4 separate regions of the Homo sapiens genome follow, and regions 2, 3 and 4 are each linked to region 1. A link is a loop called in an ENCODE intact Hi-C map of the cell type or tissue named here. Cell type or tissue: endothelial cell of umbilical vein. All regions are shown on one strand. Links, peaks and the distances in the headings refer to the core of each region. The heading gives the core; the rest is flanking DNA.

Region 1 (5,000 bases), core at 1-5,000:
TGCAAGATTGGTTTAACTTTGAAAATCAATGTAATTCATTGTTTCAATTGTCCAAAAATTAAAAATCATACAATCCTGTCAATAGATGTGTTAAAAAGGCATTGATCTAAATGTGATATTTAAAATGAGGAAACTTCTAAATGTAAAATTTTTTCATGACCTTTGTGTTAAATAAAGATTTCTTCAATATGACACCAAAACATGGTCCATTAAAGAAAAAACTATTATATTGTACTTCATAAAATGTAAAATCTCTTCAAAAGACACTAAGATAATAAGAAGGTGTCATAGATATCTGTCATCCAGGTTGGAGTGCAGTGGTGCGGTCTTGGCTCACTGCAACCTCCACCTCCTGGGTTCAAGAGATTCTCCTGTCTCAGTCTCCCGAGTAGCTGGGACTACAGGCATGCGCCACCGCGCCTGGCTAATTTTTGTATTTTTTCTTGAGATGGGGTTTTGCCATGTTGGTCAGGTTGGTCTCGAACTCCTGACCTCAGGTGATCCACCCATCTCGGCCTCCCAAAGTGCTGGGATTGTAGGCGTAAGCTACCGTACCTGGCCAAATTCTTATATATTCTCCCTTGTATACAAATATATTAATGTTAAATATAGTCATAAGAATTCTGCATGCTCAGAAACATTCTGATCTTATGATTTTTATGCCCTCAAGTCTCCCCTCTCCCTGCTACTTGATCTTTATTTCCAGAAGTGGGAATTAGGAACAGAAACGAACACAACAGTCCTCAACACAAAAGCTTCTTTCTTATGAAGACAAAACAAAGCCAGTCAACTAAAACTAAATAAATAAAAGAAAAAACTAATTCAACAACTTGGTCATTGACAAATTCATCATTTGGCAATTGTTCTGGAGCAGGCACATGGACAGTTTTTTAAGTATATTAAAGGAAAGGAGGAATGGGGTGGGAGGAAAAGGAAAGGAATGAAGGAAGGAAAAGGAAGGAAAGCACGAGGTCTCAGCCATTTGACGAATATCCATCAAGTGCAAATCCATACCCTCAAAATGTGGCAATTATTTATTTCATCACCTTTATCAAATAGTAATGAGTGACACAATGTTGCCTATGAACAGGAATAAAAAAGAATAAATGGAAAGGAGGTGGATAGGACCAGTTGCTCACCATGAGCATTTTATTTTTATATCTGAATTTTGAACTATCTAAAACCTAGAAATGTTCAATAGTGGGCTGGTGATATGAATGTCAAAAGAGTTGTACTGTTATCTGCAGCCAGTAATCATAAAGTTCCATGCAAATGAACTGCAAGTGAAATAGATATTGATCATCTCTAGCTGACAACATGTGATCCAGTAACTACTTCCGGGTTATACCAGAGTTCATCTTTAAGTTTTTCTTTCTGGTGATACAAAACAACACCCACCAAGGATAACTCAAATATAATCCAGGTAATGAGATTTGGTAATATAGTACATAAGTATTCCATCATTGGAATTGCAATATTTCCCCAACCCAAATACTCCTATTAAACCTACCAGGGAAGGCTACTGTAAATTTTAAAGGAATAATTTAGTACTTTGCTCTTGATATGTGAAAATTTTCACCTAATTCAGCATGTAATCAACAAATCCAACCAGAGTCATACCCTATTTGGTAAAATATAATTATCTGAAAAAAAGTTACCATCACAAATTAAAATGTCTTTGCAACTTTAGCAGAGTAAGCATCTTTTAATAACTCTGGTATCCATTAAAAATTGTCAACAGAAATAAAACAGGTACACTGATAAGAGCATTTAAAAATCCCATGCACAAGCTAACAATTTATAAAGAGCTGTAGTAATCCTTACTATTACCTTTAATGTATTAAGATACAAAATACATAATTACTGGATTCTTCAAATGATTTAAAGCAATCAATATCATATGTTTTGCTTTTTTAAAATTATTCCCAAGGTTTGGGGCAGAGGAAACTTTCAGAAGAACACAAACCAATGTTTTATTGTTGGCATAATTTCAAATATTAAGTGCACACATTAAGCAAGTAGGCTGTGTGCCAAAATTCTGTGTAAATCAGCTGTTCAGAACACAGACAGCATTTAACTCTGCAGCAGCACTACCAATGCAGCATTCATTGCTCAATCAACCCCTCAGAATCCTGTTTAGCCTATAGCATCATACTAACCTAAGCATTATCCCAGAGTACCGCCTCCAGGAAACAGAATGGGCCATTTCCTTCTGTCTCCCGATCGTGGAAGAAGCCTTGGATCAGTTTTAAAATATGTCAAGGTTCTGCGGAAAGCTTTCTAAAGCTCAGAGCGTGCAGAACGGAAGGCCCCCTCTCACAGTCCCCCCTTTCAAGAAGGGACTTGACCAATTGTGACTTGATCACTACTGCTCTGAATCCCCAGAGCTTTGTTTTACTTATTTTTCCCACAACAACCTCAATAGTACGGACGGCAGGGGAAATACGGCAAGTATAATTAGTTTCAATAGGTTGACCATTTATACATTGATTACATTTAGTGTCCGTTTTTATTAACAAAATATCATATTTAAATTAATGTTGTTTACTTCATGTTTTATAACTTCTGTCTGCTAAGCCCTCTCCCAACCACTGATTCAGAGATTCATAGAGTAGGTGCTCAGTTAATTTGTATTAAACAGACAGATACCAGTTTCTGCTGCCAGAAATATAAAATTATGTTTGGCTGAAACATTATAGACACCAGGCCAGTTACCTTTTCCCTAAATCAATGTCTGCAGTCTTTCTAACGCTCAGGCCAATCCTGCCGCTTTATGTTTCACGGGGGAGCTTGCTTTACCCCAGGGCATAAACTGCACAGCTTGTAAGACAACTGATGCTCACACTGATAGGCTTGAGGTGGGAGCAGGGAAGAAGGAAAGCGCGGAGTTACGTGTTGCCTAGCGAGATTGATGAGATGATGTGTTCGTATTTGGCCACAGGAGGGAGCCAGACCCTTTGGGAAGCAGCAACAACCAACCAGAGCGGCGCCACACTGTCCCACCCACTTTAGGAAAACTTCACCAGAAACAAACCAAGAAAAACCAGAGTTCCTAGACATATCCAGGTTTCCTAAGCTTTTCATCTAGAATATTGTTCGTTTTAGGTTATAACTGTCGCTATGTGTTCTCTAGCTATTTGGGTCAACAAAACCAAATTAGTAATGAAAACCTGACATGGATTTGGGGGTTCTGACCAGACACTCTGTACTGTATCAGGCAAGGATTTAACAATGCAACTTAAATTTAAGAGACTATTTATAGTTACACATGTACTTTCTTCATAAGGTTGTCTTATAGGTTTAAGCATAGAACAAAATTTCAGGCACCAGAACTGGCCCAGAGAATTCTCCCTGTGTTTTGCAAAGAGGTATCAATTTGTAATTTCTTTTTATCAGTGTTGTAATTTTAATAAAATATGAGAGTTTATAAAAAAACATGCAATCCAAACCTAAGTAAGGGTATAACAAACACAAACTAAGCAAAGAAATAGAGAACTTAAATTTGGTGGTTTTTTTTTTTTTTTTTTGCTTGTTTTTTTCTTTTTAACCTAGCCGATCTACTCACACTCATAAAATGCCTCATGTACTCTGGGCTGAAATTTGGGTTACGGAGCACTTTAGTTGACCACAAGAAAAAAACATCTTAACTCTTAAAAAATAAACACCCCCCCCCTCTAATGGCCCAGTGTTTAAGTCTCAGTGACCATGATGCCCAGGATGAAGAGCTCCTTTCCAACTGGCTTCCCAAGGATTGCAATAAGGCTCCCAACCCAACCTTTGTACCATCTGCAAGCTACAACTGCAGGAGGCTGGAGAAAGCATACTTGGACCCCAACCAAGGGCACAGAAAAGCTTCAATATTCCCCACAGAGGCAACTCGACTAACATTGCACAGATTCTGGCTCAGTGTTTTTGTTTTGTTTTGTTTTGTTTTGTTTTGTTTTGTTTTGTTTTGTTTTCTGCACTGGTCTTTATTGCTGTGGAATTTTTCATAGAAATGTGATCACTTTTACCTTCTTAATTAATTCTCCACTGCTTGCTATGACAGTGACCATACTGAGGCATCAAATAATTTAGGTACCAAAGAAGGCATGTCTATCCCTTTTTAAGTTTTTTACTGAGATTATGCCTTAAAAGGGGCACAAATATTTTTTTAAAAACATAAGTAAATAAGAAAAAGGGCATCAGTTAGTTATTATTGTTATGGGAAAGAAGGAAGGAAGGAAAGAGAGAGAGAAAGAAAGAAAAGGAAGTAAAGAAAGAAGGAAGGAAGGAAAAGAAAGAAAGAGAGAGGGAGGGAAGGAGGGTGGAGGAAGAGAAAGGGGAGAGGGAGGGAGGGAGAGGGAAGGAAGGGAGGGAGGGAGGGAAGAAGGGAGAGAGGGAGAGAGGGAGGAAGGGAGAGAAAGAGAGACTTAGAATAGTGTTTGGCACAAAGTTGGTACTCAAGAAATATTAAATGGATGAATGGATTACTTGGGAATCACATAATGAGAGAATGATTTTAAAGTATTTATTTGAAAACCATGTCATGTTACTTTAGCTCTCTTCAGTGTGTTTTATGAGCCATTCTTTAAGAAATAATAAATAGCAGCATTCTGAGTAATGTACAGTTATTTAATGCTATTTCCCTGGTGATGACCTCTCCATTTGGACTACAAGCCAACAATTACAAAGCTCGTTTTACTCACCCTTTGGTGTGAGACAGATTCTTACATGCTGACTTCTAAACAGGTTTCTAGGATCAAATGCACAGTATTTGTTGTGTATACTTACACAGTGGCTCAATTTCTGCCTAAGGCTATGAAAGTCCTCCACAAAGCGTATTTTCTTGCAGCCTTGCAATTGCAGTTGACCAAAAACGTCTTCCATGAAGAAGGACAGAAGCTGTTCTTGAAATTGACAGTTTTTCTAAAAATAAGATACAAGAAATTGCATATGGTAAATTATGAATCGTTTTTTAATGTCCCCCGATCATTACTTAATTACTCTCTGAAAAAAAT
Region 2 (6,164 bases), core at 488-5,487, 870 kb before region 1:
ATTTAGAAAACTTGTTTACAAGAGTTGTACGCCACTTGGGTTGACTTGAAAGTAATTTATTTGAAGAATCAAACATTTCAATTAAAGCTTCATGATATGGTTTGGATTTCTTTTCCTGCCCAAATCTCATGTTGAATTGGAGGAGGGGACTGGTGGGAGGTCACTGGATCATGGGGGCAGGTTTCCTTCTTGCTGTTCTCCTGGTAGTGAGTGAGTTCTCATGAGATCTGATCGTTTAAAAGCATGTGGCACCTCCCTCTTCTTTTTCTTTCCTGATTCATCATGGTAAGATGTGCTTGCTTTCCCTTAGTCATCTGCCGTGATTGTAAGTTTCCTGAGGCCTTCTAGCCTCATGCTTCCTGTATAGCCTGTGGAACTGTGAGTCAATTAAACCTCTTTTCTTCATAAATTACCCAGTATCAGGTATAGCAGTGTGAGAACAGACTAATAGACTTCAATTAAAGATTTATTCTTGATAGGTCCAAAACTTTGGCTGATGGGGAAATGGGGCTGTCTAGAACGCCAGATACATGTTACAAGGGGAGGGAGGAAAGTAAGTGAGAGCATGTCTTATTCTTCTTCTGAACTGGTGAGGCAGTCATCTTAGCTGTCCATAGTGCTATGGACCACTGGAAAACAGCCCCTTTCTTAATGTCTTGGCCATCAGGAATGGTCATCCATCTGGCAAACATTTGCAGTTTGCCTACCACGTGTTAGATACAGCCTGGGGTGCTGGGGTTGCAGAGTCAAACTCTTAATCTTTTTTCAGAATGAACCTATGGCAGGTGAGAGGGGAAAACAAACCATTTTACCAGCATATGATGGGCACTGTGATGGAGTTATAAATAGGGTCTTGTAGGAGCATAAAAGCAAGGGGCTGCAGACTGCTTGGATGAGACAAGCGAAGGCAGCTCCTGAGCTGAAGTTTGAAAACAAGTAGGCATTACTCAGACTGTCAAAAGGCAGGCATTGGGCAAAAAAGCAAGAGCATATATGTAGTGTAGTGACTGAGGGTGCCTAGTGTATTTAGGGAAACCTTCAAGTAGCTCTGTATGCTGGAAGTTGAGTTTGTGTTGCAAGTGTGGAAGGTGAGAAATTTGCCTAAAATCAACTGATCAGAGGCTGGTGAACACTACAGGGAAAGGATTGGTGACAATTTAGATACATTTCTGAAACTTTTGAATTTCATAAAAGATGACCTCTCAGTGGCATTTTTTTTTTTTCAAGATGGAGTCTAGCTCTGTGGAGTGCAGTGGCGCGATCTTGGCTCACTGCAACCTCCACCTCCCAGGTTCAAGAGATTCTCCTGCCTCAGCTTCCCAAGTAGCTGGAATTACAGGCACCTGCCACCATGCCCAGCTAATTTTTGTATCTTTAGAAGAGGCGGCATTTCACTGTCTTGGCCAGGCTGGTCTCAAACTTCTGACCTTGTGATCCACCCACCTCGGCCTCCCAAAGTGCTGGGATTACAAGCTTGAGCCACTGTGCCCGGCTGACAATCAATTTTATACCGACAACTCTGTTTACTTTTGTATAATCTTACTGATAGGTTAGAACATGGCTATCTCATTGTGATGACAGATTGCAGGAGACAGTTGCTCAAATGATAGTATCGGTCTATCTTGGTCAAGTGTCTTAGCTATATGAATTTATCATTTAACACTAACAATACAAATGTTCAGCTGGTAAATAGCTCAAAGATCGACAGGAAGGTGTCTAAAACTACAGGAGTGTCCAAGCAAGCAAGGTTTCACAGTGAGGGAGGAAGTGGAATGAAAAGGGGGAGATGGCAGACTTGAAAAGAGCCCAAGAGTTTGGTTGTGGGCCAGTGAAGCATTTCAGTTTTCCGGATAGTTATGAAAACTGAAACTATGACTCCAAATGTGGGTTCAAAGGGAGGGTGGGATGCTGAAATATTGTTTTTGCTTTGTGTAGGCAGAGTTCCTGTCTCAAGAAGAGGTTTGGCAGTAACAAAGTTTAGCTATTCTGCTGGCCATCACTCCGGAAAGTGTTCCCACGAAGTGGCTGACTTAAAAAGTAAGCTTGACTAAGTATCATATCACATGAGCAGCACTGGAAAGAGGCAGAGCTGAGGGAAAGAGGGAAGCTTCTGTGTAGACGTCGACTTTACTCTTTGACCACCATACCTTGCCTTTCAGTTTGTGGGTAGCTTAGGAAACCGAAGTCAGACAACATAATTGGCTTTTGGGGGATAAGAATTGTGTCTTTCGGATGTTTCTCATAGTGCTTTACAGGATATACCCTCAAAAGAAGCTGAAAAAATTTTAAAAAGAAAGTCTGACACATTTCAATGCTGTGTTCAAGCCTTCTGTTTTCCAAAAGAGGCCATCAGGTATCACAGCAAATCACTTTTGTGGATTATAAAAGGAAGGTGACTTGCAGCTCTAAAATCTTAAATTCTCTGCTCCATGTTCTGTGTTTTATAAATAAGCATAATTGGTATTCAGAAAAGAAATCTGCAATCTCAGCCTACTTCAGGATGTTGGTGAGTTGACTAAGCTGTAAAACTCCTTAAAAGTCAGGATGTTTGGGCAGAGGAGGGCAAAATGTCTAGACAGAACAGAAGGTTTAAACTGCCCCTGGTGAAATTTAGTGGGAATTGACTTTAGCAGCTCTTCCTCCTGGGTGAATAGCTTGTGATTTGCGACTGTGAAGTGGTTGGACTGAAATGCTTTCTACTCTGAAGTTGTATGACTTTTTTTTTTCACATAGTGAATAGAGATATTGATGGAAAAGACATAACTATCAAGATAAAAGTGTGTTTTAAAATAATACTTTTAAGTATTCGACTGTATTCCTTTGTCCTTATGCAAACTAAACCTTGAGAAACAAAGACTGGTAAGATCTTGTGGAGAGAAAGTCAAATATTCCAATTCATTTGGCTTTGTTTGTGCCATATGTGTAAATAACTCCAACAAGATAGTCTGAGAAATAAGAGTTCATCTGGGAACATTCTTAGTCTTGTTATTAATGTTTTAAAATCCTTAGAACTCTTTTGCCAAATTCTGAGACTTAAAATGCAAAGATAAGGATGATTATTTTCAGAGCCAAGTGTGGAAATTATTCTTCTAGTATCTCTCTGTGTTCATGCGGTGCTATTGACTCTGGCAAAATGGGATCTCATATCTCTTTACTAATGAGAACTCAAATCTTCCCTGGGGACTGGCAACTTTAAAGGCTCATTACTCATATGTTTGATGTTATCTTTTGCTGGCAAATAACTGACGCTAGAGTCTTGAACATTTGCCTTTTAGGTTTGCTGTTTGCCCAACATTATGCTAATTCATCTGAAATGGAACTGTCAGCGGCTGCAGAATGTCTTTACCTTTCTTGAGAATTGAAGAAATTTATCTTCACTGGAAGCCTTAATACTAAGCACCCTTTTTTTTTTTTTTTTTTTTTTTTGGCGTTCTTGGTCTTTTCTTCCAGGAGGTGGCGATAGAACATCATAAATATCAAGGTACAAAATGCATGCGTTTTTGCCCCTCAAAGCCTCCCATTGTGGAGCTTATGACCAGCGTGAGTTACTATTCAAGATTTGAGCCTTGGGTGAGCTCTTTTATTGTAATATTTGACTTCCAAGTCATATCTGAAGAGAGAGCAGAAGTACTTTCAACTCCACTGATCACTTGTTTTTCCACTTAGCTTCTCATTTTCTGAGTTTGTGCTGTTGAGTGCAGGAAATGTTAAATAGGTTGGCCTTCAGTTGAAAGATACTGAGATTTACTAGCGCTGTTGTAGATTGGGCTTTTGAACCTAGAATTATTGCTTTTGGTGTAAACCAACATGACTGCCATGCTGTTTCCTAGACATATGAGGATACTACAGGCTCTATTAGAGACTAATTTTTAAAATAGCCCCTGATATTCCTCAACTCTTTATATTTAGCATTTTGTACACTATTCTCCAAGTTGGCATTTGGCAGCTTTTCCTCCTCTTAAGGCAAAGTTAAAAAAAAAAAAAAAAAAAAAAAGGGACATTTGCCAAGGAACAATTTCACCACAGGAGCTTGGCTGGGAAACGGGAATTTGGTATCTTGCTTGTGCACCTGCCAGTTGATTTCTGATTTCTGTATTAGGGGAGAGAGAAAGTTATTCTGAGGTTTATCATCAACAGCTGCCTAATCTTAATAGGTTTAGCTATCTTTTAGAGTTATCTAATTTGAAAATATCTGCTGTTTGATTACCTTTAATATTTTCCTTTTTAAAAAATTATACTTTAAGTTCTGGGGTACATGTGCACAACGTGCTGGTTTGTTACATAGGTTTACATGTGCCATGTTGGTTTGTTGCACCCATAAACTCATCATTTACATTAGGTATTTCTCTTAATGCTATCCCTCCCCTGGGCCCCTGAATATTTTCTTAAAACAAAAAGTTCCTGGTTTAGCAAGCAAAACTGGGATAGGTATGCAAAAGAGAATCCAATGGAGAGTTGAGCACAAGCAGCTAGAAGAAGAAAATGAATATACAGAGAAGGGAAGTTTGTAAAACTAAGGGTGGGAACTTTCTATAGGGCAGCACAGAATAGTTTTTTATTCACAGAAACTTTAACTATATTGCAGTACTTCGCAATTGAAAAGTGGAAAAGATAAATGCTTCATTCTAGTGCAGTAGTTTTGTAAGGGTTCTTTTTCTAATATGAAGTTTTTTTTTAACATTAATGTCTTCTAAAGTACATCTAGGTGGTCAATAAGTGCTTATTTGATTCATTCCTAATACAAATATTTTTGAGCTCCTACTGTTCACTGGATCGAAATCCTAATAAGTTTGAGTATGCATTTGCTATCTCAAGACGTTTGCTTTCTAATAGGTGGAGATAGACAGTAAGCAATTATTGGTAAGTAATGCTTTCTAAAACATGTAGGTTTTTCAGATTTTGGTAATCACAGCATGAAAGAAAGTCATCAAGGCCAGTTCTATGCAAGGCTGCAAAGCTAGGAAAGTATCAAAACAGCAGATCTCTGGCTTTAAATTCTAGCTTATGATTCATTAACAGTGTGCCCGTGAGCAAATTGCTTAACCTCTCTCAACTTCAGTTTTTTCATGTAAAATGGTAATAATAGTACTTATTGGTGAGTCTGTTATGGGGATTTAATGAAATAATGTAAGAAAAGCATTCAGCATGGCACTCACTTGAGACTCAATAAGTGGTAGCTACTGTGATCATTTCTGCTTGTCTTGCTTCAGCTGGTTTCCTTCCACTGCCAAGGGCTTGGTTCCTTGTGCTTGCTTGTTGCTGCCATTCTAGAGGAACACTCCTCCTGCCTCTTCAACAATACATGCACGCTGTGATGCTTCCTTTAGGTCTGCCGTCTCCAGGGGAATGGGGTTCTATTTCTAGAACTTACTTCAGGCTCCTGATCTCTGCCTGATCCAGTTAGATAACTGAATAGACTAGCCTGTGCCAAAGAGGTCAGCGCTAACCTTCACCCTTTGTTATTTTTGAGACAGAGTCTCGCTCTGTTGCCTAGGCTGGAGTGCAATGGCACGATCTTGGCTCACTGCAAGCTCTGCCTCCAGGGTTCAGGTCATTCTTCTGCCTCAGCTTCCCAAGTAGCTGGGACTACAGGTGCTCGCCACCACGCCTGGCTAATTTTTGTATTTTTAGTAAGAAAGGGGTTTCACCGTGTTAGCCAGGATGGTCTTGATCTCCTGACCTTGTGATCAGCCCGCCTCGGCCTCCCAAAGTGCTGGGATTACAGGCATGAGCCACCGTGCCCGGCCACCTTCATCTTTTACCTTGTTGAAAGAGGGCTGCTGAGACAGCCTGTCAGTGTGCACCATCCTGCATTCTGGCTTTTCTTTCTGAGGAGCGCTGCCTGTGGTCCTTTAACAGTTGCATTTCTGCTTCCAATGGCCGGACAGCCCAGGTATTCATCAAAAAGTGCTTATGAAGGGACTCTTCATTTCTAAATGTTGGGTGGACAGTGGTGGACAAAACAGACACTGGTGTCGCATTGAGCTTGGAGAAAAATGGAGACATAGACATTACACAGACAGACACACAGGGAAAAATATTTACAAATTTGGTAAGTACCACAAAGGAGGTGGTATGAGGAAGAACTAGGAGTCTGATTTAGATCAAGAAAGTGTATTAATTTTCTAGGGCTGCTGTAACAAAGTGCCACAAGCTGGGTGACT
Region 3 (6,164 bases), core at 555-5,554, 180 kb before region 1:
GACTTCTTTAGAAAATTCCTTATGGTACTACATCTACAATGTAGAGGGCTTGTCTTCAGCTCCCTCAACATCTCAAATTTTTTGACACATTCAGTACATGCCTGTTATGTCTTTAATCCCAGAACACATGTATTTTCCCCTTCCAGATGATTTCTTTGCAGATTTCACAATGGAGAAGAGCTGTCACAGGTGGAAGTAATCATGCTGTCACAAAGATATTACTTTTTTCTTCCAGTGCTGGAAGGCAGTCAGGAACAAGCCATGCATTAGTTTAAGAGCCATGAGATGTATAACTCCAGTTTTTTAAAGCTCATAGTAGAAAATGAAGAGGGGGCAATGGCATAGCAGGTGAATGCATTTGGGGTGTGTTACAGACCAAGCAAGAATCAATCACTTATGTCTGTCAGACCAGATGGATCTGGAAACAGTTTAATCCTCAGGGCCAATGTGATATGTTGTGATATGTGATATGTCACAATAATATGTTTTCCCCGCAGGTTTCAAGCCTGTTTAAAAAAATGTTTTTAAACTTGAAAGGAAGACAAGTGACCAATATTATAAGGTTAATGCAGAAAATAATGGTCATAGTATTTAATAAACTTCAATTTATCAAATAAACCTGTATGTCAGTCTTTCTGGCTTTAGGCCTGTTTGCATCAGAATTATCCTGGAGGATTCTTAAAACAACAAAAATAAGCACACAAACATCTATTTAATCATAAGGGAATTTTCACCTAAAATAATCTCCCCCTGTGATGTAGATTCACACTGGAGTTGAGTATAATAATTTTGCTCTCATCAAAAATAATCGGAAAGAGAGGAGCTTTGGGATATGTCATTTTGATCTAAGAAAACGTATTGGCTTTCTTGCTGCTTCTTTGGATTCTTTTTTGCATATCATCTGGCAAGTGAGCAGGTGCACAGCTCTGATAAGCAGGAAGGAACCCCCGACCCCACCACCACTGCCTCAGAGCAAATACTCAATAAATGGTCACCTCATTTCCACCCCCCTCCCTACTCCCACCCACCAGGCAAGAAAGCTTAAACCTAGTAAAATCTCTGAGTGCTCAACATGGAATGGAAAACCCAGAAGAGCAAGGTTGGAAATTGTAGCTGGGAAGTCTCAAGTTCTCTGGTTCCTCCTGGAAGAGGGCATGAAGGTGGCTTTGTGTAAATATGGGCATATTGATTTTTATTTGATGAGCCATAGAAAACTAGATAGTCCAGAAATAAATAAAGGAACTGGGAATGTTGGAATCCACAAATATTGACCATCAGTTTGGGATTGGCAGCTTCTCTCCTTCCCATCTTTATTACAAGTTATAGCGCCGTTACCTTAGATGCACACATGCTTTACAATAATGTTTTTGAAGCCAAGCCCTAGAGATTTCTCAAATATGCTTCCTATGTCTTTCTAGAGGCCCAAGCACACACCTCCCTCATTTATTGCCTCCTATTCAACTTGCGCAGCTTTTATGTGGTTTACATATAAAGCTTCTGTTTAAGATTGTGTTGTCTGGGCGCGGTGGCTCCTGCCTGTAATCCCAGCACTTTGGAAGGCCGAGGCGGGCAGATCACGAGGTCAGGAGATCGAGACCATCCTGGCTAACACAGTGAAACCCCGTATCAACTAAAAACATAAAAAATTAGCCGGGCGCGGTGGCGGGCGCCTGTAGTCCCAGCTACTCCGGAGGCTAAGGCAGGAGAATGGCGTGAACCCGGGAGGCGGAGCTTGCAGTGAGCCGAGATAGCGCCACTGCACTCCGGCCTGGGCGAAAGAGCGAGACTCCGTCTCAAAAAAAAGATTGTGTTTACAGGGTTCCACTGCACATCTCATCCAGGTTTTGAAAAATATTTAGATTTTAGGAGTTGCATTCTACTCTAAGTAACAACTCCAAACCTGCACCATATTTATTGGGTGACTTTAGGCCACAGTACCATTTTGTACAGTAAGGTATCTTCTTATGAAACAGAGAAGATATGCTTACTTCCTTACAGGATAAATAATGTGATGCTGAATAAGATAAACCTAAAGTTACTAAGAGACAAACACTGTATATTAAGTGTTATAACCACACATCAGAAGACCATTTTAGACTGTGGTTTCAGGGTGCTAGAATATTCGAACCCTGTTTGCTTAGCTGACTAATCTAACTTTTTGGTAAGACTGGTTATATTTTTTTCTGTATAGAGAAGAGGTGATGAGAGAAAGTATTCTTTAGTTTATTCATTCACAATTTTTTAAAAAGGTCACTCTGGTTACCGCATGGAGAGCAGAACTGGTGGGGAATCTGTTCATGCCTGGGGAGGCCATTTAGGCACCTGCTGCCGTCATCAAGGCAAAAGATAAATACCTAAGTTTAAAAGCAAATTTATTTTTACAAGGTATAGATGTAAACAAGTCTCATATGCATGCCCAATAGATCTACTTTGTCCTACCAAAGGAGAAGGAGGATAATGCAGATATAAACTCTAGAACAAGACTGCCTTGGTTCAAATTCCAGCTTTGTCATTGTAGGACCTTGCCTAGACAAATTACTTAATTTTTTAATCTCTGTTGTCTCATCTTTAAAAGGAGGCTAATAGTAGTATCTGCCTTATAGGATTGTCAAGAATAAAGGAGTAAGTATATATGAAGTGTTTAGAATAGTTCCTTCCAGTCAATCAATGGTAACTTTTTTTTTTTCCCCCAAGCATAAAGGATCTAAATGGGGCAATGTGGCTAATGGCCCCTAGAGGGCAGCAGAGGAATAAGAACAGAGTGGACGACAGGTTCAGAGAAAGATGTCCTGTCTGATGGAAAAACGGGGAGAAGGGCACTGTGAATCATACAAAATGGAGACTGAGCTCAGGGCCATTTATAGCCTGCTTTGGGGACGTTTTCTAATAGTTCAAATCACTTTGTAGACAAAAATCAAGGACTGGAATAAGTGTAGTAATGAGAAGGATCCAGTCATGCATCTGAGAGCATACGTCCAATAAACCTCACTCAAAAGCTAGCAAGAAAATCTTGACTGTTGGCAGGAAGCATAGCTGATACTGAGGGCTGGGGCCTGGGTGCCTTTCCACTTGGCCCTTTCCATGCGACCTGGGCTTCCTCACAGCATGGTAGCTGGGTTACAGCATGAGTGTCCCAGTGAAATCAGGCAGCAGTGGGATCACGTTTTAATGACTCAGAAAAGACATGTATCACTTCTGCCATATTTTAATAGTTAAAAGTCTAACAAAAGCCCTCTTAGTTCCAAGGGGATAGGACACAGACTCCAACTCTTGATGAGGGAGTAGCAAGTTTCTGGAAAACTATATTAACAGGAAATACTGTAGTCATTTCCATAAAATACAATCGGTCACAAAGTGCTTTCCTAGAAGTTCATACTGGATTCTTTCTGCCTCATTTTCACATACAAAGCATCAGCAAATCCTGACAGACTGGGCTGCAAAATACATCCCAAACCTGATCTGATCTCACCATCTCCACTGCTCCCACCCTCGTCCAACCCAACATGTTTCTCTACCTGGATCACAGCAAAGTCTACTGAGAGGTTCCTCATCTCCAATTTAAAACCCCATAATCTACTATTTATAGGGCAGCCAGTGAGAACTTTGAAAAAATGTAAGTCTAAGCCTATCATCACTGCTCATCTTAGAACTATCCAATGGCTTTCAATTATGCTTAGAATAAAAGCTAAACTCCTAATGGTGGCCCACAAGAACCTCCATATTTTGGCCCTATTTATCTGTCTCATTTCATCTTCAGGCTTCTTTCCACCACACTCTGACCTTCTTCCTCTCACTTTAGCTCCTGGGTATGTTTTCAACTCAGGCACCTCTGATCCCAAATCTCTTCATATTACACTGTTCCATGATTCAAATCTGCTTGAACCTTCCCAGACCACTCAATATAAATGAGCATCAGTCCCATCACCGTCTATTCCTTAACCCTCCTTTATTTTCCTTAATGTACTTATCACTGTCTGAACTTACACTGTGTATGCATTTGAGTCCTTGTTCATAGTCTGCGTCTCCCTCTAGAATATTAACACTTTATGGGCAGGGCTTTGTTTACTGCTTTATTAACAGTGCTTAGGTCCACTCAATAGTTAAGTTGAATATTGAATAAAGAATAAAAGAAGAAACAAAACAAACAGTATAGCCTTTCAAATCAGTGGTGGTGTAAACGAAGATCTATTATCACTGTCATGAAAACATGTTTGTGTTCTTTACTAGATCTGGGCTATCCTTTCTTAGTGTCCTGTGGTTTCATGGACTAGTTTAGGAATGGTTGGTTGTTTCTAATGTGTAGCACTTAAGAAACTTTCAGCTTGAGCCTAAGTGTTTCCAGTGCTGAGGTTCAGTCATGTCTGGGCATGTTTGGTGAGGTGGTGGTGACAGGCCTCAAATAATTCAATTCTAATGAAATATTTGGCTTTAAGTGGATGAGGAGGAAAGGTACTGTGGCTTTGGCGTGGGTGTAGTTGGGGGTAGGTATAGAGGAGAGGAAGAGAACCCGAGGACAGCGATGTTCAAGTGAACATGTTATCACTCGTCTGGGCTTCTCAACACAATTGAACACACTTCCTATATTTGGAGAATTCCCCACCTCCTCTGCAGCCAGTACACTGGTCTGTGACACAGACCCAGACAATCACGTGCACCTCAGCAAGTTTTCTAATCACAAGCATGTATTGCAAAGAAACAAGTGCCACCTAGAGCCCACTCTGGTGAGAATGGCAGCTGGTGAATTCAGTTACTAGAGGGAGGGATGGCTAAGGTCACACCACGAGCTAGTACCAGCAGGAGTCTGTGCCTGGTGGAGTCAGCAGTTATTCCCACCTGGTCTGTTCTTTACTGTGACTCTGAGAATTGGTGCTGGCTGGGAAGCCTCCCAGCCTGCTTTCCGGCCTCCTGGGAAATCTTATATTCTTTAATAAATTCCTTTTCTGCTACTACTAGATTTTAATTGGTGACAACTGAGAACTCTGACAGAAAAAGATGGGGTGTTTAATTCCAGTCTACTTCACTGATTAGGCCTGACACCTAGGGAGAAAAGATGTAGAAGCCAAAATGTCAGGAATTATTTTAATAAGCAATTTTGTAAGACTTGGAGTTTGAACAGCGGTACTTTGCTCCCCAGGCAACAAAGTTCTGCATCAAGCTGGAAAATGAACACTTGCCCACTTTTCCCTGAAATACAGCAGGGTCCTGGCTCCATGGAAGCTCTGGTGAAATCGTCTTCAAACATCTTTTAGAAGGCTGAATACTTTTCCATTGAGATACACAGGACCCTTTATAAAACAGATGAAAATGGACTGCTTTGGTCAACGTGACACTTGGAGCCCCTAAAGCCAGGATGGCCTCATAAACCCCTCAGTGGTGAGGCTCAGTGGCAGTGCCTGGCTGCAGGCTCCCCAAGTCTGTGACACCCAGCAGGAGAGGGACAATCTCCTGAGACGACACCTGAGAGATGCATGCCAGGAAGGTAGCAGGTGCCATATGAGCAGATTTATCTCTGAGCATATGCCCTGATGGCTCCAAAAAGGCTGGTGGGGAGGCAACTTTGCAAGGACTTTGGGCTTTGTTTCAGGAATGAAGACAATTAACCACAGGATTTGAATATTCTGTAATTAATGTATTTTCTAACATAATCTAGTGAAGCCTGGGGAATTTTTAGTTGCATACCTCTTTACTCAACTATGTCTTAGCAGTGGTACATTATGCATATTCAAGTCATTGAAGTTGCCTAAACTTTAGTAAACTTGCTTATTCATTCTGTTGCTCATTAATTTCTCCCAGCCTTGTGGGAGAGCAACTAAAGTTAATCATCACTACCTCTCCACCTGGCTCTCCAAGGGTTGTCAGTGCCTATCCCCCACCCTTCATTCATCTCTCAACACCTCCCAGAGAGCTCCGGACATCTCTGGCATAATGTTCTGATCCAATATTTGCCTATTGGACTTCATGTCCTCACATCATTTTAGCTGCCTTTGTTAACCAAATTCCCGTAGGTATTTTATATATAAAAGGCATGAGCTTCAGGAGATGAGTGAGAATCTAATGCTTGATGATCTGTCATTGTCTCCCATCACCCCCAGATGGGACCATCTAGTTGCAGGAAAACAAGCTCAGGAGGCTGGGCGAAGTGGCTCACGCCTGTAATCCCAGCA
Region 4 (6,164 bases), core at 522-5,521, 94 kb after region 1:
TGAATACTGGATAATGGGGAAAATCACTGCCAAGTCAGCACCGGCACAGCAGAGAATCCTTCCTCACATCAAGGCTCAAGTTCCATAACATCCATGAATGAATAAAGGATTTAGATTATAGACAAAAGGCACTATTATCATAGGTGGAGAAGAGCCACTCCCCAAAGCAATTTACACATAAAACAACAGGAATTAGCTATTTTCAGAAATCACTTTTTAAAAAATATTATAAAACATTATCTTTTTTGGTAGAATCATCTGATATTAAAGAACACCAGTTTTTTTCTTTAAAGTCATTCTTCCAGACACATTTGCAAATCTGGCACACCATAAATTATAGGACGTAAATGAAAATAATCCTAACTACTTCCTCCCAAAGTAGGCCAGAATTCAAGTATTCAATTACCAATCACTAGTGACTTAAATACCTGAGTGAATCAAATTATTCACCATACAGCAGTGCCTCCTTTGTGACATTGAAATAAAATCTGCAATTTATTAGTCATAAAATCAAAAGAGTAAACCACTATATTTAGTGACAAAATACATATCAACCATGTAAATAACGCTTCTCTATACTGAGTAATTTAAAACTCTCACCCTTCTTTCATCTTATCTGCCTTAGATTTCTCACGTACATCCAACTTCTCTTGCTCTCCCATAAAAGCCTGCTTGCCCGTTTTCCTGTCCCCTTCCTCTTCATTGTCGTCCTCCTCCTCTTTCTCCCCGGGCTGTTTCTGTACGTCTTCACTTGTGTTCTCTGTATCCCAAGCCAGCCGCCTTCTAACGGGTATGGTGGGAGCTGACACACCCAATTTCTCCGTGGTATTTTTCTGGGGCTGTTCTTCCACGATATTTCCTTTTTCTTCTGGTTCTGTAGAAGGACATTTCTGCAAAGTCTTATGGCTTGTAGGATCTCTGCGTAACAAAATCAATTTTATTTTAAATGTGAATAGTTTGCACTTTTCTAATCAACACCAATTTTAGTGAGTCCATCATTTCCTTCTACTGTTCACAACTACATGTTTTCCATAGATATTGCCTTGCTCAGGTATTGAAGAAGGAAATCTAATTCGTTTTATAGCAAAATAAATGAAAGTCATAATCTGGAGTTTCTATTAAAATATTCCAAAATGTATTTATCTTCTTTTACTCCTACCTTCACATATGCTTGTGTACATCTGCTGACACAAGTCATACCTAGCCCTAAACTGGCATTTACACACATAAACTAGGACCCCATGGTCTAAGTTCTTCAATTACTTTCACTTACAGATAATTAAATCATGTTCATTTTAACCCAGAACAGCAGAGCGCTCTTCCATAAAATCAGCAGCCAAGTTCTGAATTAGCCACAAAATCTATTAATGAATAATAGCTATGTATTAATAGCTTGCAGTCTCTACTTTTTTATTGTTGTTGACTTTCTTTTTACCTTCTAAAGGTCTTTTTACATCTACCATGTAATCATCCCTACTCCGCTATTAACTGCCAACAAAAAATATTATAAAAATCTAGCCTTCCAGATTTACATTATGTGTTATTTATACATAAATAAAGCAATCTACATTGCTTTATTTTTCACTGAGAATAAAAATGAAATAAATGGCTGCCACAATTCCATTCGACTAGGAGACACATTTTGAGTAGTCAGGTCATTTTCCTATATCATTCTATGATCTACATAAGCTTCAACAAACTTTTTTTGCCATCCACAAAGAATATCTCACCCAGCAAGATCTAATGCTCTGATGTTGCTACTAACGGTTCCTTCTGAGCTTGTGGTTGAGGAGACATCCCAACAGCAGTTGCTATCAGATAAAATCTGATTCAGATGGTCCCGAGAAAAATGCGTCCCCTGAACTCGCTTCCTATAAAACTCAGCCTTTTCTCGGAGTTCTTTAACCTATTCAGGAGAGTTCAGACATCATATACTATTGTAAATGCTTCTTTACAAACAGCACCAAGTAGCATATCAAAGACATTGCACAAATACAGCCAGGGACCAAAGACAAAGGAAGGCAAAATTAGCCACATACAGTCATCAGACTGTGCATTTAAGCAAAAACTAAAACAATCAAGCTAAAGCATGATGCAGTTATTTTATTTCAGACCAGCAGGCAGGGAGAAATTCATAGCAGCTAAGAAAAATATTGACACCTACTTTTTATTCCAACTGAAATTACACAAGTAATCTATGATTATAGTTTTTAAAAACTCAAAAGCAACCAACCTCAGCATACCACATGGCATTTAGAGAACCCTAGAGAAGGAATACAGAAACACACTTAATGATAGGTTAATGCCATAATTGAATATTAATGGGAATCAATGAAACACATTATTCTCCCTTCTAAATATCTACCAAACTTGTCAATCAATATTTCTTGGGATTTTTAGTAATTAGTTCAGTAACCAAGATACCTTATTATTATCTTGAAAACCAGCCACATTCTTGCATGGCTAGGATGCTGCTGATGACAGATAAATTAGGCAATCTAACTATTATTCCTATTTCCCTACCTCTGGAAGAGTACTTACACGCCAAAAATCCCTAACCCAGCTTTATTTCATGGCTTTGTATACAGCTACTACTGCTACAGAAGCCCTCACTGGGAGATGAATGAGGTTATGAGGCTTCCCTCTCCAAATTCCTCAATATTCCCTTGGAATCAGCAAAATCTCAACTTTTTTTTTTTTAAAAAAGTACTAAATATATAATTTAAAATAATAGCCCATAAAATCATAATTGCAATGTGTTCAACAAAGGGACAGGATAAAAAAGTTCTGCTGAATAATAAAGTGATATGAATTATTTAATATGCAAGTAACATTTTCTGATGAAAAAAGCAGCCTTCATACCCATTTGAAACCTTTCACTTTATACATCATACTGCCACCTGCTGGCTTCTCCAAGTACAATTCCACAATGTAAAAAAAATTAAGTTCAAGTTTTACCCTTAAAATTCTGTTCAGTATCTTTATTTAATCTCAAAAAACACTAATTTTTTAAATCATCAAGACAGAAAATCTTTATTCTAGAATTGCTTTTCTTTCAGGGCAAAAAAAAAAGCAAATAATGAAACAGCAATGTAAAAGCAATTGTAGAAACATAGCTCCTTAACAAGGTACGATTTTGAATGCAAAGATGAAAGTGTTACATCTCTAGGGAATTGGCCAAAGCAAAAGACAGCACCTATATGGCATAAGAAACCATATAATCCCAACAGAGTCCTACTCTAATGAACCATACCTGAAAAAAGTTCCTAAAGGATAATTTGAAATATTTTCTTCACTGCCAAAAAAAAAGCTATGTTCATTTATCATTTCTATCAACTCCTATACCTTTAAAGAAAATTTCTAGCAGTGGTTTTTGCATTTAACAGGTAGAAGTGAGGTACATGAATTAACTCTACTGAACTTCTAACCAGGGTATTCTGAATGCACAGGAACCTTGTTATAAAGTGCCTCGATATACTCCAGATTTTATTGCCAGTAAGTGCCCCCATGCTTCAAATGTTTCAGGGCCACTCCATCACCTACATGCCTCAGCATCACTTCCTCCTCTGTGTTCTCAGAGTTCTTTGGGCACATCCCCATTAATACATATTCAATTTTACTGGAATTAATTGCACATGCCCTCCTCCTCCATCAACCTATGAACTTCTTGAGGTGAGGGAAAACGCAGCACTTAAGCACTGAGCCCACAACCTGTCCTGAGTGCAGACTAAGTGGTATGCCTGAGCTAAACATGGCAGCCAAAGATAAGCAAGAAACTCCCTGCACTCAGTGAGCCAACCTGTACATAAATTGTCATAATATTGATGGGGGTCTATGCCATAATAAACAAATGAAATGAAATGTAAGTTGAAGGAGTAGTTCAAAAGGGGGACCAATCAGTCCTGCACTGTGTTGGGTAGATTGACGGGGCAGTGGGGGTGGAAGGGACAGCAGAGGCAGCTGCATCTATCCATGCATGATGAATGAAAGGATGGATGAATACCCTCCATGTACACAGTCATCCAGTTTTATTTGACGTCAATTTTATTTAGAAAGGAGGGGGAGAGTATACTTCATAAAAATTCTGAAGACTTTGATTTATTCAGTTCTATTTGTTACTGACATTTAAAACTAAGTGCTTTAAATTTACTATATCAACAATCTTTATTAATCTCAGTGCTAATATTATATTTTACAAATATGATTTTAAATATCTTTAGCCCTAAACTAAGATGAAAAATTAAAAGGCTGACATTTTCCAAAGTAGTATGTTCTACTAAAAAGAGGAGGAAAAAAATCAATAGCATGAACTCAATGTTAAATAGAACAATCCCTATAGCCAACTGCCAGAGCCACCAAAAAGGATAGAAATAAACCATTCCCAACTCAACAACATACACACACCTTTCTGGGCCAAGTAATGTTATCATATTATATATTATGATACAATTATAAGTAGAATGTTTCCTTTTCTGAATTTCTTTGTCCAAATTAAGAGTTCAACTAAATTATTTAAAACATATGCAGAAAATTCAAACTCAAGAAACTGGGGATAAAAACTCCTTTTACCCAAAAACCATCCCCCCAAAATGAGGGGTCACTTTATACCTAGTCTTTACAATGTCTGTCAAATTACAGGACATCTCTCAAATGCAGGACTTTATCTTGAAACACAGTCCTATTTGTGGAAGACACATTGGAATAAAATCACCTCAACCAATCGATGATGAAAAGATTACCTAACAATTAAGAAAAAAAGAAGTTTAACATAGATTAAGTAGTTATTCTGAGGATAGAACCTAAAAAGTTCTAATTGCTGACTATTAAGAAACAATCCCTTAAGTGAGCATTTTAAAAAGCAATAGTCAAGTGGTTATTATAATGGAGATGACAAATACACAACCACTGGGCAAATAAAACCAACCACCCTAATGCTCTATGAGAGGTAACTGGGACTTGGCATAGAATTTCCAGTGACTAGACTATAAACAGATTCAAAAAGTATATCTCAAACATAGAAAGAAATAAAGATGATATATGGACTCGAAAACTAATGTGACTCAAAAAGTGAGTTAATATTCCAACAACAAAGTCACTTATGTCTGAGTGCATGTGAGGAGTGTGAATACACTCCTTCCTGAAATGTTAGGAGTGGGAAAATGAAGGAGTACTGTACCTTATATTTAGGAACCTCATAATCAGATGCCTATAGTAAATGACTTCCAAGAGATATAAGTAAAACATGGCTCATATTAAATGTCTATAACCTGGTCAACTAAAACTGTTATCATCAATGATCACTGACTTCTTAGCTAAAAATTCTTATTCTTTTCCAACTTCAATTTACTTTTTGAATTATTTTTCTCAAAGAAATTAAGGCAAACTATACCACTAATTTAAATATTTACAACCACCATTATAGTATTTAATAAGCAAAAAAAGCTGCATTACCAAGATATCATAATAGGAAACCTTGAAAAGTCTATCTTAAATTGACAACAACAATGTTCTCTTCCATCAAGGCAGGATAAGGAATCTCATCTTACTATGACTTCAGTTTTAACAATCTTCTCAATTAGATGTTTAGTTCTGATGCCTAAACTCATCTTAGTTTAAAGAAATCGCTGCTCGGCCTTTTGGCTGAGATCAAGCGTAGAAATCTCAGAGAAAACACAGTCTTCAAAACAAAGAGTTTCTCATAACCTCAACCTAGTGTCACGCCTAAACACAACAGGCCAGCGGCTGACATCAATTTACCAGCCACACATACTGTTCTGCCTCTGTCCTGCTTTTCCTCACTCCCACTATCAGACTCCTCAGTCAGGGAGATCTTTGCCAAGACTTGGGATGGTCATAAACTGCTCAAGAGTTTAGCTGACTCACTGCCTTTCTTCCATCACGGGTGCTTTCGATGCTCCTAGTTTTAACTTGATTTCACTAAGGTGAATATATGAACATTGCCCCAGATAATATCCGGGACAGCTTTGAGCTTTGTCTTTTACTTTGCCTGTGCTGTCTTCAGGCCGTGCTCAAATAGAGAAGTAGAAAGAAAGCAAAAGAGTGGCCACGGTGGAAGGAATCAAGTGACCTCCTGAAACAATATGCAGACAGCATGGCAGTCGCCAGGACATATGTCTGGGAGCTGCAGCTCAAAGAACCAGCAG

The links. Peaks named below come from ENCODE experiments on the same cell type or tissue, not always from the same donor. Only the 100,000 strongest peaks of a DNase experiment are listed, where the experiment ranks them.
Region 2: it touches region 1 in a loop (11-fold over the local background); 13 of 110 quality-filtered maps call a loop at or near these places.
Region 3: it touches region 1 in a loop (2.9-fold over the local background); 23 of 110 quality-filtered maps call a loop at or near these places.
Region 4: it touches region 1 in a loop (16-fold over the local background); 105 of 110 quality-filtered maps call a loop at or near these places.

The regions. Positions count from the first base shown.
Region 1 is chr12:68,220,376-68,225,375 of GRCh38, forward strand. IL26 (interleukin 26) reads right to left here. Exons shown (of 5, transcript NM_018402.2): 3 at 4,774-4,908. Among named protein-coding and RNA genes, the nearest start is that of IL26, 2.9 kb to the right of the region's middle. In endothelial cell of umbilical vein, for the core only: a CTCF peak has its summit at 2,936 (motif pointing right); a DNase peak (open chromatin) is centred at 2,946.
Region 2 is chr12:67,352,575-67,358,738 of GRCh38, forward strand. LOC124902957 (a long non-coding RNA gene) reads left to right here. Exons shown (of 2, transcript XR_007063354.1): 2 at 1-106. Among named protein-coding and RNA genes, the nearest start is that of CAND1, 86 kb to the left of the region's middle. In endothelial cell of umbilical vein, for the core only: a CTCF peak has its summit at 3,478 (motif pointing right); a DNase peak (open chromatin) is centred at 3,487.
Region 3 is chr12:68,037,905-68,044,068 of GRCh38, forward strand. No RefSeq gene overlaps it. Among named protein-coding and RNA genes, the nearest start is that of IFNG-AS1, 52 kb to the left of the region's middle. RefSeq lists an enhancer at 4,303-4,552. In endothelial cell of umbilical vein, for the core only: a CTCF peak has its summit at 2,726 (motif pointing right); a DNase peak (open chromatin) is centred at 2,797.
Region 4 is chr12:68,314,348-68,320,511 of GRCh38, forward strand. MDM1 (Mdm1 nuclear protein) reads right to left here. Exons shown (of 15, transcript NM_001354969.2): 8 at 2,234-2,263; 9 at 1,731-1,906; 10 at 601-918. Among named protein-coding and RNA genes, the nearest start is that of MDM1, 15 kb to the right of the region's middle. In endothelial cell of umbilical vein, for the core only: a CTCF peak has its summit at 2,901 (motif pointing left); a DNase peak (open chromatin) is centred at 2,894.